2 separate regions of the Homo sapiens genome follow, and region 1 is linked to region 2. A link is a contact called in ENCODE Hi-C or POLR2A ChIA-PET data. All regions are on one chromosome and are shown on one strand. The core of a region is the stretch at or near the end of the contact, and the rest is flanking DNA. Distances in the headings are between cores, read along the strand shown.

What was found. Hi-C counts contacts between places; a loop is a spot of excess contacts on that map. ChIA-PET counts read pairs that join two places held with the same protein, here RNA polymerase II (POLR2A). Pooled maps may share reads with other maps.
Region 1: a map of mesothelial cell of epicardium shows a loop between it and region 2 (6-fold over the local background). The contact joins two enhancer-like sites. A Hi-C loop is called at or near these places in 6 of 168 maps with a recorded cell type or tissue (CD14-positive monocyte, Caco-2, mammary epithelial cell and 2 more) and 4 of 50 pooled maps. POLR2A ChIA-PET finds 5 or more read pairs at or near these places in 1 of 52 experiments (MCF 10A).

Annotation. Positions count from the first base shown.
Region 1 is chr3:188,899,013-188,901,828 of GRCh38, reverse strand. No RefSeq gene overlaps it. Among named protein-coding and RNA genes, the nearest start is that of TPRG1-AS1, 47 kb to the left of the region's middle. RefSeq lists an enhancer at 359-1,558. Within about 2 kb of position 1,333, at least 7 of the 41 ENCODE cell types and tissues checked have a DNase peak (open chromatin) inside an H3K27ac peak, as active enhancers do; they include CD14-positive monocyte, where a contact is called at or near this core.
Region 2 is chr3:188,831,366-188,834,074 of GRCh38, reverse strand. All of the region lies in intron 9 of LPP (LIM domain containing preferred translocation partner in lipoma), which reads right to left. Among named protein-coding and RNA genes, the nearest start is that of TPRG1-AS1, 110 kb to the left of the region's middle. Within about 2 kb of position 1,273, at least 3 of the 41 ENCODE cell types and tissues checked have a DNase peak (open chromatin) inside an H3K27ac peak, as active enhancers do; they include CD14-positive monocyte, where a contact is called at or near this core.

The sequences.
Region 1 (2,816 bases), core at 84-2,583, 68 kb before region 2:
AGGGGTACTGCACCTCCTTGTGAATGCTCTAGCTTCTAACAATAATGGGAGGAAAATCTTTTTGAGAGGGATAGCAGGCTTTCTCTGAAGGTGGCACGGGACAGCTGATCTGTGCTGCCACCAGATTGATTGGGAGAGGCAGAAAGCTGAGGGTGATGACTGTTCAACATATAGCCTAAAGTGGTAGCTAATAGAGACTGAACCTAGGAGTTGGATGGGGCAGGGGCTTATTGGTTTTAGAAGGAGTGGAGAACATACTGGAACTTCATTCAGTCTGAAATGCTTGGATCAGACAATTTTGGTTATCTATCATCTGCCATACATGTGAGAGAAGGGACTTATCTGACCTTCCAGACGCACGTTTAAACAGTATCCTTTGTTTCCACTCTCTGAAGACATTCCCAGAGCTTAGGCTCTGCTTACTTCTTCATTTCCTCTGTGAGAAAAGTCACTACCAATCGTGTCTCCAGTGATCTAGTCTGCATGGAACACGGCTCTGAATCACTTTCCTTTCCTCAAACACCACTTGCTTCCCAAAAGGCAGAGCTAAAAAGAAGAGTCTGCAGGGAGGCAGAAGAGAGTGCTAATAGTCCAAAGGTGTGAGAGCTTGTTTTTGAAGGAACAGAACTCCTGAAGAAAGAGAGAATTTACCAGTCTGAACTGCTTGGCAGGGAATGTCGTGGCGACACTGCAGGTCTCAGGATGGCCGGAAAAATGTTGGCTCCTCAATGAGCAACTTTGGCAAGGTCCCTTCCAACTTGGATTTCAGTATTCTTTATTGCTTTTGTGAACAAAACATAACAACAAAAACAACAAAAATCCAAGCCAAAAGCCATTGCTAAACTTAGGGGTATTCTTGGGAATTTTGGGATTCTCACCCCTTCTATTTTTCTCCATCATAAGTGGTTATGATGTGCAGGAAGTCATTCTGTCCAGACAGCAAACTATAACAACAGCCTGGAACATTTCCATTGTACTGAGTCAAAAAAAAAAAAAAAATGAAAAGTGCCAGAGGAAGTAATATTAGTCAGTATTTAGTCACACTTAAAAACAATGGGATAGCTTAGGTTGGCTTGACATCACACATTTTCATCTGGTTATGGCCAAGATGAAGCCCTTTCAGCTGGCAAATTTTGTCTGGTGTTTGAAAAGATTTGAGTCCCCTCACTTCTCCCCACCCCATTACAATAAATAACAGAAAATAGTTCTTCACAGCCCTGGAGGAAAAAGATCTTGCGTACAAACTAACAAAGATTTGGGAAGGGTAGAAATGGAATGGAAAACATCTCAGAGGCAACGAAGGGCAAGTCCACACTGGTCTGTCTTCATCTCCTCCTGGAGAAGGGTAATTGCCTTGCTCCTGCTCTGCAACCACACCTCTGGGTCTCCATTTTTTACAGGGACAGCTCTAGAAAGAGGCCTCTTAACCCTTACAATCCCACACACAGACACTCATTCCCTCATTCATTCAAGTCTCCACTTGATATGCATTTATTCAAGGTCTGTTCTATACCTGGCACCATGCATATGGGAATAAGTAAAACCCAATTTGCGACCTTTAGGGCTTTAGTCTAGATGGAATTTTGACCAGAGGAAAAGGAAATTTTAGTTTCACATGACTATCCTAGTGTATGTGTGTTTCAAGTTGCATAGGCACACTTACGAGAGGCAAACACCTTCCTGGAGGCCAAAGAAAGGAGATTTCCTGGAGGCGGTAACCTGAGGGCTGGGTCTTGGAGTGCGGAATTGTTAAAGATAAACAAAGGCAGACGTGTTAAAGTGGTGAAAATAAATCTTGCACAGTAAGCGCTGACAGTAGGGAAAAAAAGCTCAGCTCTGTTCCCAATTGTGTGGAGGTAACTGGGTGTTTTAGAAGGAGAATGAAGGAGTAGGGACAGGGAGTGAGCTCAAGCAGTCAGGAAAGTGAACAGTTACAAAAAGTGGGTTGGAGGGCAGGTCAGTGTAAATGTGATGAAGCCAGCCGTGTCTGCTTTTTAGGAGTCTATTCTCCCATGGAGATTTAGAGACCAAGGCCCTATCCTTCCTGATGATTACCTTTCAAAGGAATGGCTTTGCTTTCAGGTCCTTGAGAAAGACACTCCTGGGTTGTAGGAGACACATACACATACATCTCAAAGTAACAGAGGAAAGATTTACAATTGCAAGCTCCTTAAAGTAAATTCTCTAAGAAAGAGGGAGACGGCGACCTCTCCTCAAGTCTCAGCTAGAAGATACAGTAAATTCTTTTTACAACTACTAAGTTTTTCAGACAGCAACTAAAAGATGGGCTAGGTCTTCCCAGAGATGCAGCCTTGGGTTGCCAGAAGCTATGCTAGGGTTGGTCAAGTCTTTTCCAGCAGGGGTTCAGGATGGAGGCATTATGTGCCGAGAGTTCTTTTATAATTCTCAGAAAGGAAGGGGAAGGAGCAGTCTACCCAGAGATGTGAGATCTGTTGGAGAAGGGTATGTACTTTAATGGCAGGTGTGTTGGGGAGAAGTGGGAATAGATAAGATAACCTGAAGACTTCAAAGTTTTGCTGAGGAATTTTGATCATGTCTTAGGGGTGAAGGAGAGACAGTAAATAGGATCAGGGGATCAGGGGGACAGTGGGGTCCAATTTGTGGCTTGGAAATGCCAGGCTGCCTGCAGTGGTGGATGGCTTAGAGATGGTGATGAGGGGGTAAGGACAGAACTGAGACTGGGATATAAGTGAGGACTCTGGAAGGGTTTCCTAGAGAAACAGAAGCCTGGACTAGGGTGTTATGGACCAAGCCCAAGTGAGGGAGAGAGCCATATTAAGGGGAAGGAAAGAATA
Region 2 (2,709 bases), core at 24-2,523:
CCTAATCTAAGTTTTTAAAAGGAAACTTTTGTGGAAGATTTTGGTTTTAATAATGGGATCTTGGTCTTGTTCTTCCCGAAGCAGGCAAAATAAACTTACAATAAAATGGGGATGCTTTAATAGTAATGTGAACAGTGTAATATAAACAGATATATAAAATACACCCTGAAAAATACATATATGAAAACTTATTTCTTTCTTCCAAATGAGGAGAATCAAAACATATAAATAGTTTACGTTAAAAGAATGAACAGTCCTTGCTGGGACATCCTTGAATGGATAGATTCAACATCCTCATAATTGCTCAGGCTCTTGGGGATTAATTTAATTCTTGGTGGTTCGTGGTTGTAGGGAAACTCTAAAGAAAATAAATGAATTTGAGGCTGACTGAGAGTGCAAAGTGGCTGGATTTGTAAGTGAAGACATTTTGCTTAGTGAAATCTTTCGTCAGATACACTGCCAAGGCTCTAACAGCCCTTCAAGAAGAGAGAAGCATGTCCAAACCAGTTTTGCCTGCAGACAGAGGGATGCTAATTGCTTTACTCAGATTCTCTTAAACCTTCTTGCATGCAGAAGCATCAAAATAGCCAAGCTGTATACACCGCCTCTAGGATCCAACGCTCCACCTGCAGAAAGGAATTCAAGTTTCAACTCTGTCTCACTGGCATAGGTTTGCTTTGGTGCCTAATTAGCAACTAAGTTTGATGACAACATAACTGGCTCTAGGGGATTCTTGTTCCTACCAAACAAAACAAAAAACAAATTCCTGAAGCAAGACCTGAAATGTACCATGGGGAATTCAGAATCAGTGATGCAATTCCAAACTGGGGCTGGTCTCCTCTTTATCTCTGCATCAGCAGTTTCCCTGGAGAGCCTGTCTCCCTCAGTGTGGACCAGCTTTGACAAATATTTACTGACAAATGACTATTATTTTAATAATAATCATCATTTGCAATCATTTGCTGACTTACAGCCAACAAACACTGTCATAGATGCTGTCTTACTTGATCGTCACAACTCTGTGAAGCAAGCATGCAGAGCAGGGCTCATTAAGTTATTTAACTGGGTGAAAGTTTGCACTGATGCCAAGTGGTAAAGCTGGGAGCAAACGATCCAGTGTTATCGACTTGCCAGATACATTTTCCTCCAGTCCTTTTGTCATGAAGGAGGCAGACTTGCAACTGTTAGAATGGCACTGGGATGGTTCAGGACCAAGAAAACCAGGAACCCCTCACCAGCCTACCTTGAAATCCCTGGCATGTCCTAGGCTCCCGCTGAAGACCACAGCTGAACTTGACAACATGCAAGCCTCTGTAATACACACATGGTTGCCCTGTGAAATGGAAGTTCCTTGCCACTGAAGATGGTGAAGCAGAACCCTGATAACCACCTACTTGGAAAACTATAAAGGGGACTCTTTTATTGGGTGGGAGGCTTTTCTAAATAGCAGCTGTCTAGAAAACAGTAAAGGGTATTATTGTATTAGGTTTTGATTGTTGGCTAACAATCTCAGTGGCATAAAACAACAAACATTTACTATCTCACAGTTTCTGAGGGCCCAGGCATGACTCTGGCTGGGTCCTCCACTCGGAGTCTTACAGGCTGCAATCAAAGTGTCAGCTGAGTAGCATTCTCATCTGGAGGGTTGGCTGTGGAAGAATCTTTTCCAGGCACATTCAGATTATTGGCGGAATTCATTTCCTTGTGGGTATGTGAGTCAGGATCCTAGCTTTTTGTTGGCTGTCTGCTGGAAGCTGTCCTTAGCTCCTAAAGGTTGCTCACAGCTCCTTGCCTCATGAGCTTCTCTCATATGGTCACTTATTTCCTCAAGCTGTCAAGGAGAGTCTCTCTATCTGCTGAGATGGACTCGTATATCACAACATGTAATCATGGTAAGTTACACCCCAACACCTTTGCCTTCTTCTATTGATTAGAAGCAAGTTACAGATTCACCTGCACTCAAGGAGAGGTATTACACAGAGATGTAAACACCAGGAGGCAGGGGTCATTGGAAGTCACCCTAGAGCCTGTCCTCCACAAGTATCTATGTAGAAAATTTAAGGTCCTATCCAACTTGCTCTTCCAATATCCCAGAATAAATACTACACCTTCCCACCTACTGAAGTCTCATTAAAATCTATGGGACACATATATAGCACATCTTTATGAGATCCTCTGTTAATTGTTCTGAGGGAAGGAGGTGGTATAGCATACTCAGAAAATGGAGGGCTTAGCCCATATGGCAACAGTCATCTTTATGATACATGTTAAGGTACATGTAGGGAGAGAGAGCTGATTGAAAGTCAGAAAACTTGGGTTCTCATCCAGTTCTCCTATAGACTCACTGTGTGATCCTGCACAAGTTATGTCTAAAATATTATAATTTCAAAATTAAGGTAAAGGAAAATCCAAGAGTACTGAGAGATCTCTTTAACCTGGGTGTCCACTCAATCTATGCAGTGTACATGGAACACCGGAAAGAGCCTGGGTGGCCAGGCCTGCAGGGTTATCTCCTTGTCCTCCAGGCTCCCTGCCTTGAAAGTGTATCCTTGTTATATGCTACAGAGGGGGAAGCACCCAGCTAGAGACCAAAAATGTCACTTTAAATTGAGGCAAGTGGGACTGGGCTGAGACCTGGTTGGCTCAGACCAAAAAGGATCAGGACTTTCTAGCAGCTGTTGGGGCAACTACTCCTAGGAGACTCCTCTC